Regions from separate parts of the Mus musculus genome. Here region 2 is linked to region 1. A link is a loop called in an ENCODE intact Hi-C map of the cell type or tissue named here. Cell type or tissue: left cerebral cortex. All regions are shown on one strand. Each heading gives the region's core, and the rest is flanking DNA. Links, peaks and the distances in the headings are about the cores only.

Evidence for each region. Peaks named below come from ENCODE experiments on the same cell type or tissue, not always from the same donor. Only the 100,000 strongest peaks of a DNase experiment are listed, where the experiment ranks them.
Region 2: it touches region 1 in a loop (11-fold over the local background); 4 of 42 quality-filtered maps call a loop at or near these places.

The regions. Positions count from the first base shown.
Region 1 is chr8:13,781,163-13,790,295 of GRCm38, reverse strand. Cdc16 (CDC16 cell division cycle 16) reads right to left here. Exons shown (of 18, transcript NM_027276.3): 18 at 8,345-8,924. The coding sequence ends at 8,665. It overlaps Upf3a (UPF3 regulator of nonsense transcripts homolog A (yeast)), which reads right to left and starts at 4,681. Exons shown (of 9, transcript NM_025924.2): 1 at 4,412-4,681; 2 at 4,043-4,149; 3 at 2,825-2,931. The coding sequence starts at 4,612. It overlaps Gm46032 (a long non-coding RNA gene), which reads left to right and starts at 5,240. Exons shown (of 2, transcript XR_001778519.2): 1 at 5,240-6,571. In left cerebral cortex, for the core only: CTCF peaks have their summits at 4,079 (motif pointing right) and 4,748 (motif pointing right); DNase peaks (open chromatin) are centred at 4,136, 4,373 and 4,700; H3K4me3 peaks cover 1,659 bases; H3K27ac peaks cover 956 bases.
Region 2 is chr8:13,546,830-13,555,987 of GRCm38, reverse strand. It overlaps 1700029H14Rik (RIKEN cDNA 1700029H14 gene), which reads left to right. Exons shown (of 9, transcript NM_025601.3): 6 at 1-63; 7 at 1,256-1,334; 8 at 4,156-4,340; 9 at 4,870-5,266. The coding sequence ends at 4,221. Among named protein-coding and RNA genes, the nearest start is that of 1700029H14Rik, 11 kb to the left of the region's middle. In left cerebral cortex, for the core only: CTCF peaks have their summits at 4,831 (motif pointing left) and 7,639 (motif pointing right); DNase peaks (open chromatin) are centred at 4,773, 7,029 and 7,665.

The DNA of each region.
Region 1 (9,133 bases), core at 1,134-9,133:
GAGAATGAAATTAGACATTTACCCAATGCCACAAACTTAAAACCTAACTCAAAACACACAGCCAGTAACTATAAGAGTTCTACCTTCACAAACTCTCAGATGTGACAACACATACATAGGCAACTAAAGCAAGAACCAAAAAAAAAAAAAAAAAAAAAGCTGCGTCAAAAGTCACAATCCTCAGAGTGAAAAGGCAATCTATGGACAGGGAGAGCCATCCAGCCGGCAAGGGAGCGCCACCCGGAGTACACAGAGAACTTCTTCAGCGCAGCAGCCACCCAGCCAAGTGGAAAAAGAACCGGGAACGTCTGGGAGTGCTGCCCTGTACCTGTGGTTCCAAGAGGGATTGCTGCAGGTTTGGCGTCAGCCTGGGGTACAAGGTGAGACAAAACAAAGCAGAAGAAACCCTCAATGTACCAGAAATAACCCTGTTCAGGAACGACAGGCTGGACAGGTGGCTTCCGGTTAGGAGCACTTGCTGTCTGTCCTGAGGACGTGAACTTGGTTCCCAGCACACACGCTGGGCAGCTCACAACCACCTGCAACTCCAGCTCAGGGGATCTAGTCCCCTCTTCTGGCAACTGAACCCTGCTACAACATGTCACATGCACATATATACGCATAAATGTTATATATGTATATGTTCCTCCCCCCCCCCCCTTTTTTTTGGTTTTTTGAGACAGGGTTTCTCTGTGTAGCCTTGGCTGTCCTGGAACTCACTCTGTAGGCCAGGCTGGCCTCGAACTTAGAAATCCGCCTGCCTCTGCCTCCCAAGTGCTGGGATTAAAAGCATGTTTTAATCACCCTCAGCAAAAATAAGTTTCTTTAAAAAGATTTATTTAGTGTACATGAGTGCAACATCTGCATGTATACCTGTGTAGCAGAAGAGGTCATTGGATCCCTTTACAGATGGTTGTGAGCCACCATGTGGTTGCTGCGAATTGAACTCAGGACCTCTGGAAGAGCAGCTAATGCTCTTAACTGTTGAGCCATCTCTCTAGCTACTGAAAATAAAAATTTTTAATTGAAAAAAAAGTGGCAAAGAACTTCAGTGATATCTCTTCAGAGTTGGTCTACATATGGCCAAACAGCAATATAAAAAGATGTTTAATTGCAAATTTTTTGGATAATACAAAATTAAACCACAAAAAGTTTGGGTATATTAGTTAGTATATAACCTATAATCCCAATACTTGAGAGGCTGAGGCAGGAAGAACTCAAGTTAAGGTAAACCTGGGATACTCTACTGATACGATCTCAAAACTCAAGTTAACTCAATCTAACCCAAATCAAAGCAACAACAAAAATAAAACAAAGAACAATTCCTATCCCCAAGAGAAAAGAATCCCAGGAGAGCTCTTACTCTTGAGCCCACGAGGCCAGCTACTACAATGTGATACCAAACAACTTCAATGAAAACTCAAAACAGAGCGCGTTAGAGAGGACGAGGAGCAGTCGTAGCTTTCGTACATTGCTGTCGCTGGGAACGCATGATGGTGTCTGTGCTGTGAGCACTGCGCTACCACCTGACCCCCAAGTCTCCCTCTGGGTTGATATCCAATCTGAAAACAGGGTCTCTGAGACACATCTGCATATCCAGGGGAGTTTACCTCGGCTAAAGCTTGTAACAAGTCAAGTGTCTAACAACTGACATACGAATGGATAGGTAAAATGGACAAACACTCCTATGGGAATATTCTCCAGCTTTGAGAGGGAGGGAATTGGGCAGTTAGGACACTCGAGAATCTGGAGGCCGCTATGCTAAGTGAGAAGCTAGCCAAGAAGACAGAAAGTGTGGCTCTGCTAATACAGGGCATGCAGAGTAATAACATTCATAGAGAGAGAAAATGGAATGAGTTGGAGGGAGGAGAAGGTGGAGGGTCCAGCACTAGTGTTTAATTAATAAAGTTTTAGTTATATAACAATTAGGGACTCTGGGTAACTGGTTGTATAAAGTGAATAATTTTAATAATTCTGAACCACACACAAAAACACACACAAAAGAAAGAAAGAAAGAAGGAAGGACCCACGAGTTCCTCAGGAGGCAGGAGAATTAACCACTGCGGTTTAAGGCCAGCCTGACCTAAGAAACAGAGTCCATCTCAAGAAGGAGGGGAAGGTGATTTCTGTTATGTATATTTTACCAATAAAAAAAAAAAAAGACCATCTGAATAAAGTAGTTAGCAATGAACTAGAACGCCAAATGGCCTGAGCACTAAACTTGCGTGACATTCACAGAAACTACAACCTGATCTTCTGATTGTTGCCCTGACGGAGAAGGAACACCGTTCAGTTGGGGGAGGGGGATGGATGGAAACTGATGGATGGGGAGGGCAGAAAGCACTTCCTACAGAATGTTTACAAACCTTAAAAGCAGAAAATCTAACACAGGACAGTCGGACAGGACGGGGAAGGAGGAACGTAAGAAACGGATCCAGAAAGTTCAGGAGCAGAGTCCCTGAAGGGGAGACTGCGCCACAGGCTCCATGCCTGATATTCATGACCATACGCCCCTCCACCACGCTTTCAAGAAATGGCAATCATGGCCAGTGCTCTGGATCCCTGGCCTAAATATAAGTGTATGATATAGCCCAGAAAACTTTCATCAAACATCGTAAGATAACTTAGTTTTGGAACACAAGGTTCATTTATTGGGAAAAGGAGCCTGTGAGAACTTACTCCCCAGCAAGGTCACGATCCCTCCCGTTCTTATCTCATGGAAGGTCTGGGATGCTTTAGTTTATAAGCTCCGTCAGCACATGACGTGACAGTAAGAGTTTATGACCTTATTTTAGCTGTGAGAAGTTAACTGAAACTCACTGACCTTTATTGCCAATGAAGATATAGCCGTCAAAACGGTCTCTGAACAGCAGGATGTCATCAGGGTTCCTAAAATTAATGTATGCTCTGGAGTAGACATGAGGATAAAGGCTGAAACCGAGGCAACAGTGGTTAGTAAAACGGACGGCCCTTGATTCTGCCTTATCTCCTATGAATAAGCAAATACTTTTTCATGCCCGAGAATCACGTCTCAGTAAATTTTAACAATTTGGATATTCCTTAGCAAAAAAACAAAACAAAACAAAACACCCCGAAGATAAAGCAACCATTAACTGAAGCCTTAATTATCCAGGACCGCCTCTTCTGTACAGAGCCAAGGGTAAAATACTAGACTCCAGAAGTCACCATGCCATGGGTACTTTTAGAGCCATTTCTGGTACATCTGAACAAGAACGAGACTTGTCTAGGCTCCTTCATGGATGACATGCTGTATTTTGAATGGGTGTCAGACCACGTACCAAGGAAAAACTAAATCATTCTCCCCGTCTCACACACAACTCTTTTCACAGGTAGGAACGATTCCATTCCATTTCACAAAGAATACAGAAGTTTAGAGAAATCTGTTGTTCGTACAGAGGGTGCAAGTTACAAGCTGGGACCGGAATTGCACACCGAGTAATTGCACACTGTTCTTTTAGCCATTTTTCTAAACTTCAGCCACCTGAAAACCACCTGTGGTTTTTCAAAGGATACCCATTTAATTATTCATATTTTTATTAGAATAGACTTTAAAAAAAATAACAAAACAAAATTGGTATCCCAAAGGAAAGCGTATATGACACAAATGAGAAAGAATACCATAAAAGGATATAAAAATAAGTATCGTGGAAAACCCACGAATTCCTGTGGCACTGACATCTGCTGCTTAGGTCAGCCCTGCGTTGCTCGCATCCCCACAGGCAGGGAACCTTCTGGCTGGGTGGTGGTGCAAGCAATGAGAGATTCCACTTCTCAGGGCTCAGTTACTGGTCCCTCACTAGGGAAAACACTCCAGACTCAACGTGTGTAAGGGATGCAGTCCGGTTTTGCTCATCATACAGTTTATTAAAAGCTACGCCGAGGAAGGCATGGTAACGGGCTGACGAGGTGACTTGCCCGCTCCTAACGTGGGCGTGCACTGACAGCTGGGAGGGGACTGCAACTGCGAGCGCCCGCGGGGTCCTCCATCCTTCACCAGTGGGTGTCCCGCAGCAGCCCTCACCTGAGGTCCGCAGCCACCACCTCGAAGTAATCGTGCGCCGGCAGGGGGCGCAGTTGCTCTTCCAGCTGCTCTTTGGTGAGGCCCGGGGGCAGACGCCGGAGGACCACCTGGGATGACCATTGCGTTCACTCAGGTGCTGCCGCCCGCCACGCCCACTCAGCCTGAGGTTCCCCGGAGCTCGGGGGACCGCGGCTCCCCAGCTCCACCCCGACTCGCTAATCCTAGTCCAGACTGCTCGCAACAGCCCGCATCACTTCGGAGACTAGGCTCCGCCCCTGAGATGAACAACCCGCCCCGCCCTCCCCAAGCCCCGCCCACCGGGGGGCTTAGAAGCCGTCCTCTCGCGAGACTTGCGGGCCCCGCCCCCACCTTGCTCAGGGCTGTCCTCTTCTCCTCGCGAGGCTTGCCGGCCCCGCTCTCACTTAGGGTCGGGGCCGGAGGCGCCGCCGACTCCTTCCGCGGTGACTCGCGGCGGCAGTGGGTCTCTGAGCTCGATAGTTTCTCCCTCCAGCTCGGGCCCCGCGCAGCCAGGGCTGCGCCTAAGCCTCCGGCCCCCTCTTCCGAGCGCATCCCCACCGGCCGGCCGGCCGCCGCCACCTCCGCGAGAACGAAGCCTCGCGAGGACTAGGCAGCCCCTCCCTTGGAATTCGGTGTTCAGTGTCCCCTCCCCGGCCCTGACAGGGAAGGGGCGGTGCCAATGCTGGCCCGCGCCTGTAGGGGGCAGCGCGGCAGTTTTTAAAAGACAGCGGACGTCCTAGAACGGCGGCGACGGTGAAGGAGATCGGTGCTGCCAGCCACGCGGAGAGCAGATGCTCACTCCGGACGTCCCGTGCGCTGCTGACCTGCGGTGGGGACTGGGAGCCCCCGGTCCACCCGGAGTCACTGGGACAGTACCGAAAGTAAACCCGTCGCTCTCCTCGCCCCACTCTGCCCTCCGCCTCCCTCCTACACGTTTTCTCTGTTGAGACAGGGCTTTGTGTAGCCTTGATTGTCCTGGAACTCACTCTGTAGACCTGGCTCTCCTGGAGCTCAGAGATCCTCTGCCTCCTGGGATTAAAGGCGTCTGGCTTTTTATTTTTATTTTATTTGTAGCAGATATACGAACAATACAGTTTTCCCATGTGCTCAATGATGTATAGCACCATTCTCCCTACGTTAATGGTAAAGGAGAATGAGAGATTTTCAGAAATCGATCGTGGCACTCCTGAAATGTGACGTTTTAAATAAGCCAAAGACTCAAAACCGTTTAGGTCTGCGTCAAACAGGCCTCAAACATCGAGAGTTCTATAAAAGCCTGGGCAAGAGCGGTTTTCCAGTATTTCGTGTTGCAAAGAAAGCTAGGACTGAGCCCATCACTTGAACCAGCTCAGTTTGGAATAACCAGTTACACTGACCAGAAGTTCTGATAGCCTCTTAACCTTTATTAGGAAGAAAACACACGTGTGAGAGGCTGATAAAAATGTGGACGACGAGTTGTCAGGAAAAACCAACCCATACCCAGTTGTTAAGATAGTACAAGGTCGATGGATAGTAACTTCACAATGGAAGAAAGTTGGAACATTACAAGCTTGGAGCCAAAATTATCTCGGGCTGGCTTTTGCCCCCTTAAAGATAAAGCCATTGACTGTCCTCCTGTGTGCCTGACCCAACACCCTTTCACCTGTCTGGCAAACTGCTGGTTAGTTTATGTCAGCTTGACTCAAAATAGTCACTTGGTTGTGAAGAGGAAAGAGTTGAGGCATTATTTTCATCAGATTGGCCTGTGGAACAGTTTCTTGACTAATGGACGTGAAAGGGTCCCACAGCAGTTGGACCTTGCTTGTAATAAAGCCAATAAGCATTCTCTGTGGCCCTGCTAGTTCTTGCCTCCAAACTCCTACTTGAATTTCTTCTCTGATTTCCCTCACTGAGGGATGTGACCAGAGAGCTAGAAGAGGAACTAAATCTCTTCCTCCCACAAGTTGCTTTTGGTCAGTGTTCAGAGTGTAATGAGTTGTGGAAACATGAAAGATACCATTGAAAGAAGAGAGACATTATGAAGTATCAGAGGGATACCAGGGATGTTCTTGTGATATTTGGATTAAGAATCTACCTTTATTGGGACAAATAATGATGGTTAGCTGGGGATGAAGAATCAGTTGTGATTAATAAGACCAGCATCATCAAAGTGCAATTTTCTGGATATACTTCCTAAAGGTCAGCACACAGACACTGCAGTCCAGATGCAGTCAAGGCTATCTCAAGCAGGAAACCTGACTTGGTAATGTGTACCCCACATAGTGGAACTGATTGTGTAGGCATGAACGCTGCAAGATTTAAGAGGTCACAGAAATGAGCTGAGATTGAAACTGGAAAGAGCCAGGAGAGGCAGTAGAAACTCCAGCATGCTGGAGATGCTAGGACTGCAGGACCATGTCAGGTGAGGAGTGGAGCCTACTTAAGCCTACCAGACAAGCTGTGAGTTGTGGATGGCAGAGCCAGCCTGAGACATGGAGCTGCCCAAGTCCCCTGGAGCCCGGAAGATCATGAGTAAGTCCCAGACATTAGATTATAAATTATTTACATTACTGGATTTTGCTTTTGTTTTGATCCACTTTTAACTGTGCTTTGGTTCTTTCTTCCCTCTTGGAATAACTACTTGATTCTGAGACTATAGTTACAAGACTGGATATTGTTAGTGTCACTGAACTTTAACAAGTTTTTAAAGATGGAAACTTTGAAGGTTATACTTTATATTGTTGTATTAACATCTTGATGATAAACAAGGAAAGGTTACTGTTTAATGGTGATGTATGTGTCAAGTTAAGAGGTCACCCCAGTTGGTTAGTTTTTGTGAACTTGAAACAAACTAGTCACCTGGACTAGTTTCCATCAGACTGACCCACAGGGCAGGTTTCTGATTAATGACTGATGTGGAAGGGTTCAACCATCTGTGGGCAGTGCCATCCCTGGGCAGGTGGTCCTGGGTTGTATAAACAAGCAAGCTGAGAATGCTTTAGGGAAACTATGTTCAAAATATATAAAAAAAATATTTTCAATGAAAATTAAATTTATTAAAATAAATAGGTAGTCAAGGTATGCATTTCTCAACATAATATTACAAGGATAGAAAGAAAGCTGGAAAAATATGGCTAACATAGCAGGGAAAAGACTGGGCAAAACTGAGGAAGGCCAGACAAAATTACTAGTCAGAGATGCCAAACAGCCATATCAATTATGTAGTGGTAATTAGTTAGCCCGCTCTGAGCTCCTGGCAGGTCACATGCATGCTGCACCCACCCAAGAGCTCTCTGGATTCACGAATGGAAGACACACAAGTATGTTCAAAGGGCTAATGGAAACCACAGAGAACCAGTCACTAGGGATGATATCCATCAACAGGAAGCGACAGGAAGTAATTGCTTTTGAATGCCTATGGCTGTTTCTCGTTTAATTCTTGTAAAAGAAATGAAACAGAAGCTGTGGAACTAAAAAACTGGAACAGCTCATCTGCTCTCCCAGTGTTTGTATGGAAGATAGGACCTGGAAACAGGCCCTCCAGAAGCTTGTGGGCTGGCTAGCCTGGGGTAGCAACAGAGATGTGTTTTATAGCTAAAAGAAGTTGAAAGTAAGGAAAAAATGTTCTTGTAAACAGCTAAGAGACCTGGATCTCACGGTCAGACAAAATAAGAGTCAAACTTAGAGGCATTACATATTGATTCTGTGTGTGGTCACACATTGGTGAGCATGTAGAGGTCAGACAGCCACAGGAAGCAGCTCTTTCCACCATGAGTCCCAAGGACTGAACTCACCCAGTCAGTCTTGGAAGCAAGTGCCTTTACTTACTCGAGCCATTTCATCAGCCCTCTTTATTTTTAAAGATAGTCTCATTATATTATCTTGGCTAGCCTGGAATTCCTTACACAGACCAGCCTGGCCCGAACTCAAAGATCCACTTGCCTCTGCCTCCAGAGTGCTTGGAATAGGGAGTGAACCTTGGGGAAAACTGGAGTTATGAGCAACATACCAATCAGAGTGTTTTAGCCAGTACACATGTCCTATGGTAACAGTATGTTAACAATGGGACACACCAGATAAGGGGCAGACAAACTGTGTGGTAGTGAGTGGTCCCCAGATGCTGTCACTGTTGGAGGAATGTGTCACTGGGAAGGCTTTGGGAGTAACTGTCCTTGCTCCCCTTGCAGCTGCCATGCCTGCCTGCTGCACTGCTTCTCCAGCACAATCAATCTGAACTCTTTCTTCAATGGCTGCCTTGGTCATAGAATGTTATCATAGCAACAGAAAGGTAACAGAGACACTCTACCAGCTTGGAAACTTCTAGTTATTCCCAAATATAAATTTATTGAAAAAGACACAATGAAAAAGATAACGAATAGTTGACCTTCTTTATTCTGCTACACGTAACTAACTACTTTGTAGGTTCAGAAAATCGGAAAACATCTGTTGCCAAGGCCTGCTGTCCCACTGTTACTGCAGGCTGCTGGTCCTAAATGTAGAGATGTAGTCTGGAGTCACATCAGGAACTGGAAAATTCTTAGGACGTAGCAAGGCTGCAGGGGAGCATTGACCTACTCTGGCACATGAGGGTGGGCCCTGGACCTCTGTCAGGTTCAGTGCTGTGGCTATGTGCTGTGGTCTGACATAGACGTCTCTAGCATCATGTCACTTTCGTTCATTTCAATTTCAAAAGTCTCTTCCAAGTTAGGTCTGGACTCTGGAGCTTTAGTGGAGTTTTGCAGAGGTGCAAGTCCCGCTTCCTCTGTGTTCTGCTTTTCTACTTCAAAGTCCCTGAAATCCCATGGAGGCGAAATGATGTTTTTTAGTGTTTTCATTGTATGCACATCGAAGTCATAGCACTTTAATTTGTCTTTAATGTCTGCTCCTAAAAAGAAACACCATCATTAGAAAACATGAATTTCCATCATTACTGATTCTGCCCTGCCACTTAAGTCCAGCTGTGCTTTATACAACATAAACACTGGTCACAGGGGAAGCCATTTTTCTTCTTTCCTTTTTCTTTATCTTTCACCATTTTCAAAGGAGAGGCTTAGAAAAGTTTTCAAAGTATATGCAATCATGGTACCAACATGG
Region 2 (9,158 bases), core at 1-8,000, 230 kb after region 1:
CATCACCTGTGCCATCAAAGAAGAGAAGAGGCTCCCCAACATAGGAGACTTGTCTGAAGATGAGTAAGTATTGTGGAGGGCCGGCCCTACTTGAATAAATGAATGAATGGGGGTGCTTATCCAGAGTGACATCCCCACCACCAACTCCTATGGTGGCAGCACCGTGCCTCCTGCCTTCCCTCCACCCCCCGAAACCATGCATAAGCCAAGTGATTCGGGGGGGGGGTCAGAGAGGCTAAAGAACAAGGAACAGCACAGTAATCTTTCTCAGAGCTGGGGGACACATTTACCAGGAGCCACATTTCACTCCACCACCAAACTACAACTCGTCATCCCATCCGCCAGCAAAGCAACCGAGAAGGAGAAGGGAAAGGTTGTGGCGTCAGGGTCTCCAGCTTGGGGTTGAGCTAGAGAAACCTGGGTTGGAAAGGCCCTGCACCCATAGATGCCATCAGGGAGAGGACAGCCCTTCACAGCTGGGTTTAGCCCTCCAAGGCTTTGCACACTGGTGGACCAGCAAAGCTTCAAGACTCCCTGAGTTCCAGAGCCATTAGCCACAAAGAAGGGCATTGGGTTCCAAGGACTCGCCTGCCTCTGGACCATGAATACAGTTTACTTCATTTCTAACAACACAGAGAACTACAACACAGAGAAATACAAAGAACACAATAGCAGCTGCTCAAATTCCCACCTTTCAGAATTAGTGGCTTTGTTAGTATGTTGCCTCTCTTAGACTGGATGTGTAAAACTGACATGTGGTCTCCAAGGAACTGACACCGTGAGCAGGAAAGGGGAGGAGTTTCAGAATCACCCCTAAGCCAACCTTATAGAACCAAGACACTGCTGGGTGGGACAATTGTTGATCTCATCCTCAGACCCAGGCTGGGTTTGTGCAGGCTAGCGGGTGCCTTCTAGATCACAAGCCAGGGCTATACAGAGAAACCCTGTCTCGAAAAACCAAAAAAAAAAAAAAAAGAGTCCCTTTAGCCAGAGGATAGGAGGACCTAGGTACCCAAAGGACAAAAATCAGTAGCTAGCTGTGAAATCTGGTCTGAATGACACAAGTTGACTGGGGCGTGGGGAAAGGGAAGGGGGGGTGGCGCATAAACATCATGTCCCTGGGACTTGGTAGAGTGGGAGCTATGGGGTTTGAGAGAGCAATCTGGAGAGCCTGGGGTGGGGGCTGCTAGCTAGGAGGTTGGCACATTACAGGGCAGGGAGTGGGTTCTTACTTCCTCATGCTTTTGACCTCCAGGATAAGGACCAGCTGGGTATGCTGCATCCCGTACCACACAAAGAAGAAGGCAAAGGAAAACTCCAGTGCTTTGGAGAAGGTAGTGGAGGCCTGGAGGGCAAAGAAGGGTGGGGCTCTGCGCAGCTAGGGCTCCAGGGGTCATGTGCTCACTCCAGATCCCCTCTGACCCGTTCCCTGGGGTTCCCATTTGCATCTTGTAAGATTAGTCATAGCTGAGAGGAAGGCCAGTGATGCCATGAAGCAGAGATAGATCCCTAGTCTGTTGTATCCTGAGGATGCTCAGGGGGCATGAGCACCATCCAGGTGTGCTCTTGGCTACCAGAGGCATGATGAGATGCTGTTTGTAGAGGCAGGGGGGTGACTATGACAGACTCCTGTCAGTAATAGTGGGTAATGTTGGTATGCCCCAGTCCTAGCCTGCAGGTCCTGAAAACAATACCTAGAAGCAGCAGTTGGCCCAAATACATAGTGGAACACAATGCTCTGAGGAAGGTGGGTGGCAAGGTCCCTGTAGGGTAAGTTCCAGGGATGCCCAGCAGCCTGGTCACCCTCTGTGCTTGTCGCTGGAGAAAGCTAAGTCCAGCATTCCCATATGACCCTCATCACGGGGACTCCTACCTTTGGATCTGACTGTGGTCATGTGCTCCCAGCCCAGAGAAGTCGGCCCTTCACTGAGTGTAGGAAGGTGTGATATAATGCCCGGTCTTCTCATTTACCCAGCATCCCTAACAGAGAAACAGGTTAAACGTGCAAGGATAACATGGTTCCAGGGATGTTGTTCAGTCAGTGCTTGAGGCCTCCTGTAACAAACCCCAAGCCCTGACAAGTTGGGGAAGGGCCTGTCAGCGCCAGTCACAGCTGTCTTCCCAACCTGGTGCTAGAACCACCTTCTTTCTTGGCAGTCACCACAGCCATGGTCCTGAGGGAGAGGTGCCAGGGTGTCAGGGCCTCTGGAATATCTAGACATTTTGACCTGCAGACAGGGAGCTCAAGTTCCCTGGGGACCCTGCTTAAAACTGATGCACAGAGTTAGGAGCCAGGACAGCAATGTGGGAGCAGAAGGTAGATGGGACACTTCTCACTTTTTTAACCAGTTGGATGAGAGACACTGCCACAGTCCATCAGTTGCAACGCATGTGGCCTCTATCTACTTCATCCTAAGGGTGGGCCTAGCTTCCCTCTCATGAGACATGTTCCAGAGAACTCTCATATGCTCAACATTCATACAGGTATGTTCCCATGTACATAGAGCACACATGTACACAGCCATGTGAGTATGTGGGGCTGTGCTCCTCAGATCCTCATACACATACCACACACATATGCCCACACATTGTACATTCATATGTATAATAGAGTGCACACATATTCACACTTGCATGTATATTCCTAGTGCACACACCCCTTACATAGCACATAAATGTATGGGGTCACATATACACATAGGCACACAGAGCATGAGATACCTGGAAGTCAAAGGTCAGAGGTCACAGGCCACAGACGAGTACTTTGTATGTGTCTCTTCCGTTTCCTTTGGGACACATGGAGAATAGGGTGAGAGTTGAGGTCATTTAGCTATAGAAGATTTCTAGAGCTGCAGACTCTCAGAGTGAGAGTCTTGAAGGACTTCCTTTCCAGGGAGGCCACACTCTAGGTAGAGGGGGGAGGGAGGCCCATCCATCAATTTCCACCTAGACCCCTAGCTCAAAGGGTAATTCTTTCCCCATTCGCTGGCAATAATGGGCCCAGATGGGCCTCTGAGTGGGTCTATATGGTAAACTGAGGCAATGCTTTGGGCCCACTATGTGGTTTTGAATCAGGTCCATTCTCCAGATGCCAACAACAAGACGGGTACCCAAGGTCACTTGAGGACAAACAGCTGGTTGGCCCCTCTGTCAGGATGGAAGAGGAGGCCTTGGCCATTGCTTTTAGACTCTTGCCATCAGCATGAGTCTGTCTACCTGTCTGTCTTTGGTGGGTGTGTCTGGATAGCAGTTCTGTGTTGGCCACAGCCAGGCACCTGGGTAGGAGAACCCTTAGGTTAAATCTCAGCAATATGATTGCTTCTGCGAGTCTTTGTCAAGGGTCCCAGCATCTTCCAGTTCCAGGGACTGATATCAGATTGAAGAAATATTTGGGGTTTTGGTTCTGAGCATTCCCACGTGCCTGAGAGCTAGCTCACACTCTCCTGTCTCTATGCACCTATCTCTCTGTGCACAGTCTCAGAGCCTACGGCTTCTGAGCATTATTTGCCCCATCAAAGAAGGGGTCTGAGCCGGGCAGTGGTGGTGCACGCCTTTAATCCCAGCACTTGGGAGGCAGAGGCAGGAGGATTTCTGAGTCAAGGCCAGCCTGGTCTACAGAGTGAGTTCCAGGACAACCTGGGATACACAGAGAAACCATGTCTCAGAAAAAGAGGTCCGGGCAGGAGCTGCTCAGAGCACTTGGCAGCTCAGCACCCAGGAAGAAGGAGGTGATCATCTATGTGCTGAGGACTCGGGGTCAGGGCAGGAGCTCAGTTATACTTAGGCAGCAGCCAATTTTACTGGAAGGATAAAACAGACCTGGAGCTTGAGGGACAAAGGGTGCCTGCCTTATGTCCACATGTCCATGGGCAACCAAAGACACTAGGCCCATTCACCAGTGGGCTTTCTTGTTACTGCTTACAATGGCCAGAGGCTGTTGAAGGATGCCTACCATTATGATCCAGCACAGCTGCTTGGCTCCCCAGATCCAAGTAATGTTGGAATTCGGGGAGGGCTGACAACCCAGTTTCTAGGGTTCTCCATCCCACTACCTGGTGTTTTCCAGGAGCTTCAGTGACTCAGACCCCAAAGACCCCATCGTCTTTGGGCCCAATCATTCCAGCCAGAGCACTAACACAAGCTTGACCCTAATAGAACCATCAGTCATCTCAGGACAAGACCCCTCTGACTCAGCCGCTAGTAGAGCTCTCTGGGGACTAAAGGAAGACAGCCTAGGCCTGGAATGGCTCCATGATCCCCGCCATGGGCAGGGCCAGAGTGACAGCACCCAACGGATACCCAAGGCAAGAGACCCTCTTCCAATCCAAGGCCAATCACAGGTAAGGTGACAGACGACGGTGAATTCATCTTCCAGCAGATGGTCACTGCAGAGAGCGGGAACAGGGACCTCTGCTCAGGTCACGAGTAGATTGTGTTACGTGTCCCGTCCACATTGCCCCTGAGGAGATCGGGTAGCACAGGGACCAAGTTGGTGTCCCCATGGGCCCTGCCTACAGTGGAACAGACTACTTTGATACTACTTATTTTATCTACAAAGAGTTTCGTAAAAAATGGACTTTGGGTAAGTATTAGGCAAGTTTAGTTAAGACATGAAGACAGGAGACTGAGGGAGCTGAGAGGCAGAGGGGAGGGTGCCCTGTGCTCTGCACCAGTCTCTTCCTTCACTTCTGCAGAGTACACACTTTGGCAGCCAGCCAGCCTTCCCACAATTCCCCTCTATCCTCCACCCACATTGCTGCTGCCCCCATAGGCTTATTGGTCCAAACACCAGGACTGAGCAGTGGCCACTTTCGCCTGTCTGATGGTGCCCTCTGGTGGTTCAGATTCTCCAAACAACTCTGCTTTCAGCCCTAGGAACCAACTCTTCAGGACCAGCAGGCACTCCCGCTTCCTGGCTATCACAGAACTTAAGAGCCAGCTAATTGTTCACTAAAGGAAACAACACAATATGAACACATCGCTGGAGTTACAATGTCGTATGTAGACAACTTCCAGGCCACAGCTGGAGAGGAGAGGGGACAAAGTCACCTCAGAACTGGTCCTCCCTGCACCCACATCCTTAGACCTCAGGTCCTGGGCCACAGTCCTCCTTAGTACCTCTACTGGAAGCCTAGTTCTCTCAGGATGCTTGGGTAGGTGAACTCCCCAGTCACCTTCCCATGTGACCCCTCAATCACCTTTCCATGTGACCCCACATAACACCAATCAAAGCAAAACAATTCCTCAAACATCTGAGGCCTAAGTACCTGGACTCATCAAGGACATGGTAGCCATAGTGAGTCCACTGAATGGAGGGTGGGGTGGCTGAAGCTTGACCTTCATGGGCTTCTGGGGTTGCCATGGTCACAAGAAGGCTTAGGATGGGGTGAGAGGGTCTGCTGCCTCCCCCACCCAGAGCAACGTCCTATTGGGTTCATAACTGACGGGAGTTCAGGATATGTGCCTGCAGAGAACCCAAGCTGGGTCCAGGTTCCAGGATGGTCCTGATGGAATTCAGGCTCACGTTTGAAAGGCTGAGAAAGTCCTAGGGCCACTGGGCAGCTCGTCCTTTGTGGCAGGAAGTTGCTTAGAAGAGTTAACTGGTGCATCTACAGACATAGTATCATGGGTGGCTGCTTTGATAGACAGATGGGCTCTAATAAGCACTCTAGCCCATGAGGCGGAGTCTGGGCGGTCCCCTCTTACAGGTGTAGAGGAATGGGAAGTTCCCAGGCAGTCAGACTGTGTTACTCCCTACTGTGAGGCTGAAGTGGCGAGGAGTCTTGCATAGCCGGAAAGAGCATGCAACTTTAGGGACATGAAAAGGTGTAGCCTAGTATGGTCCATTTGATGTCCTGGAGTCTGGCAACCTGTAAGCTTCATGGGAAATAAGAATGGCACCCATCATTCTCCTGGGTAGGGACACCTGGGGAGTTTGCTAGGGAGTTAGGGGTGCACTGAGGCTCCAGTAGGTGGGTCTTATCTGAATTCCAACAACTTTCTCAGCATCTTCCCTGTGTGAGCTTAGCTTTGGGGGACATTTTCAGAGCTCAGCACCCTGTGACCGCAGCTGACAAAAGTGACCTGTGGCATCAGGAGCCTCCCCAGGGGCGAGCAAATGTTCTATAAGGTTAAGACAAGCTGTCTCAGTGAAGGAGCCCCCAGTTTCAGCCATCTTGTTTGGGTCTAACAAAGCTTAAGGCATCTTCAAGGGTGACCCCTGCTTTACAGATGGAGAAACTGAGGCACAGGGAGAGGACAGGAAGCTGAGGCAGAGCCCAGAGATTGAGCAGCACTGGGGTGGAGATACATCCTCACGGGGTACCGACAGGCTCTCCCCACCCCTTCTCCTGAGTTGATGATCTTTCAAGACAACTTGGGCCCCTCTCATAACCCATCCAGTCCTGGGGAAAGATCTAGCTCTTCTCTCAGCGCCCATGATGGGGAAGACTTCCTTCTCCAAGGGCCTCCATCCCACATTCAAGAACCCTTGCTTCCAAAGAAACCTCGCCCATGAAACTAGTGCCCCTCCCAACCCAACGCATCTGTTCCCAGGGAGTCCCTGTCTACTCTACCAGCTCATTTTCTAGGGCTAACAGTGCCATCCTTCGGGTTCCTATCTGTGGCCTCAACTAGCCTGAGGCTAAAGAGTTCAGCCTCGGCATAGCCCCAGGCTGTCTGAGGGTGGATGAGAGGGCATAAGTCCCTGGGGAAACACCAAGCTCTCAAGGTTGAGCCACTTCACAACACAGTTCCATATCTGGTCAGTCTGACTGTGAGCTCAGTCTTCCACCTTCGTCTCCTACCCCACCCCCGGCATCCAGGCAACTTGGCAACAAAGTTCCCCAAGTCCCGTGTCTGTCTGTCCCTGGGAAAGAGGGGAGCCTCCGGATTGAGAGCCGCCTCAGGGAAAGTCCCCAGTCAGCGGCTCTGCAGAACCAGGTTGTGGGGCAGGCCCAGGCATGCTGAGACATGCCTGCATGCAGCTCTCCCAGAGCTGCTCTCTCCACAAGCCTGCCTGCCTCGCCTCCCACTCGGGTCCTCTGAGGACTGGCTGGCTGATCCTCCCGAGTTTGCTGCCAAGTTTCCTGCCTGAGGTGGGAACAGTCACAGATTCCAGGAACAAAAAGGGGACCTGAAATGCTAGTTAGACCTAGAATGGACAGGAGTTAGAGGAAGCCCGAGCCGCAGAACTCACCACCCTGCAGGGTACCCGCCAGGGCTTGAGGGTCACGACTCTGCAGGTCCTTACGTTAGCCTGGCTCAGCATCTGCTTAGTATGGCTTGTAGTTTCCCAAGTAACCAGGAGAAGGTAATTTTTCTTTCCAGATATGGAGGGATGTGTCTCACAGCTGGCTTTGTGAAATGCTGTTCCGTCTCCCCCACCCCCCCCCCCCACCCCAGTCTGCAGCTCAGACACTCTGACTGGGAAACACCTTGAATGTCTGCAGCCAAGAACATGATTAGTGTTTTAGGCCAAACATCCACTGACAGGATGGCCACAGTGAGCAGGGTGAACCGACAAGGACGTCACTCCATGCATGCATGGGGGTCAAGGGATACTAGGTCCTTCCTTGGTCCCACAACCTCCGGCTGGCAGATGGAGAGCAGGGAGCCCAGCAGCTATAGACTCTAGGTGGCACTGTCCTCCAGGAAGGGGGTCCCCTGAACTCTCTGTTTGCCATGAGTGTGCTACCCCAGGAACACAGTGAAAGATCTCAGTTTTGAGATTGGGACACCCTGACATGGAATGTTCTTTTGGGCAAGAAGTTTATTAAAATTAACATCATGGATATAGGACAGGGGATCTAAAGAAAGCCACTGACATGGGTGTTGGCGACAGAACTCAACTCCTCTGCAAGGATCCTCTCTATGCGTTTCTAATGGCTGAGCCATCTTTCCAGACCTTATTCCAATCTTACTTACAAATACCTTCAAATTACACATTACATATCACTCACTGAACATATCGCTATCATGTAGAAGTGTAGGTCACAGGCTACCAAGTGTTAAGAGCTCAAGCAGCTAAAAGAATCCTCACTGAGAGGTCTCAAATTTCCTAACGCTGTGACCCTTTAATACAGTTCCACATGTTGTGGTGACTCTTAACCATAAGCTTATTTTCGTTGCTACTAAATAACTATAATTTTGCTACTGTTATGCATCGTAAATATTTCTGAAGATAGAGATTTGTTGAACCGGCGGGTGAGGAGGTTTGTCTTAGGCAGCTGCAGAGTCTCTGCAGGATTAGATTGTGACACACCGGGTGGAGGTCTGTTGAGGGCACTGGGGTTGAAGCAAACTTCTGGAGCAGAGTTTAGCTGCCTGACCAGGTGTGGAACCGGAAGCCATGGATACAAAGTATAGAACTGGCTCCAGACAATGAGGAAACAAGGTGAGTTGAGTATTCCATACCAGCTGTGGTGAGCAGGCAGAGATGAATTCAGCTCCTGAGACTGTTAGGCACTCAAGTCCTCTCAGTTCTTTTACAGAATGCGCAGGTGACAAGCAGGTGACCCTCCCACTGATGCGTTGCTGACTTAAGGTGTCTACTACGGGCCCATTGAGTTGGTATGATTTTAATACATGTGTTTACTTCTACAGTGCCAATTTGATGAGTTTATTCAGTGTCTTTTTAAATTTTAAACGAGTTATGAGACGATGCCTCTCAGAGGTAAGGGACAGGTGGTCTTAAATGCTAAACCAGGGGCAGAGACAACCTGACTCTTCGTTTGTACTGCAAATGGAGTCTCGGGAGTGCTGGCTAGTTTTGGGTCAACTTGACACAATCTGGAGTCACGGGAAAGCAGGGAACCAATTGAGAAAATGCTGCCTTGAGATTCAGCTGTGAGCCATTTTCTTAGTGATTGATTGGGGAGAGTCCAGCCCATCGTGGGTGGGGCCATCCCTGAGCTGGTGGTTCCGGGTTCTATAAGAAATCAGGCCCAGCAAGCCATGAGAAGCAAGCCAGTAAGCAGCACCCCTCCATGGCCTCTGCATCAGCTCCTTCCTCCAGGTTCCATCCCTGCTTGAGTTTCTGTCCTGCACCTTCAATAATGGACTACAGTGTGGAAGTGTAAGCCAGAGAAACTTGTTCAAGCTCTCTAACTTTTGGTCATGGTGTTTTATCATAGCAATAGTATCCATAAGATAAGTTG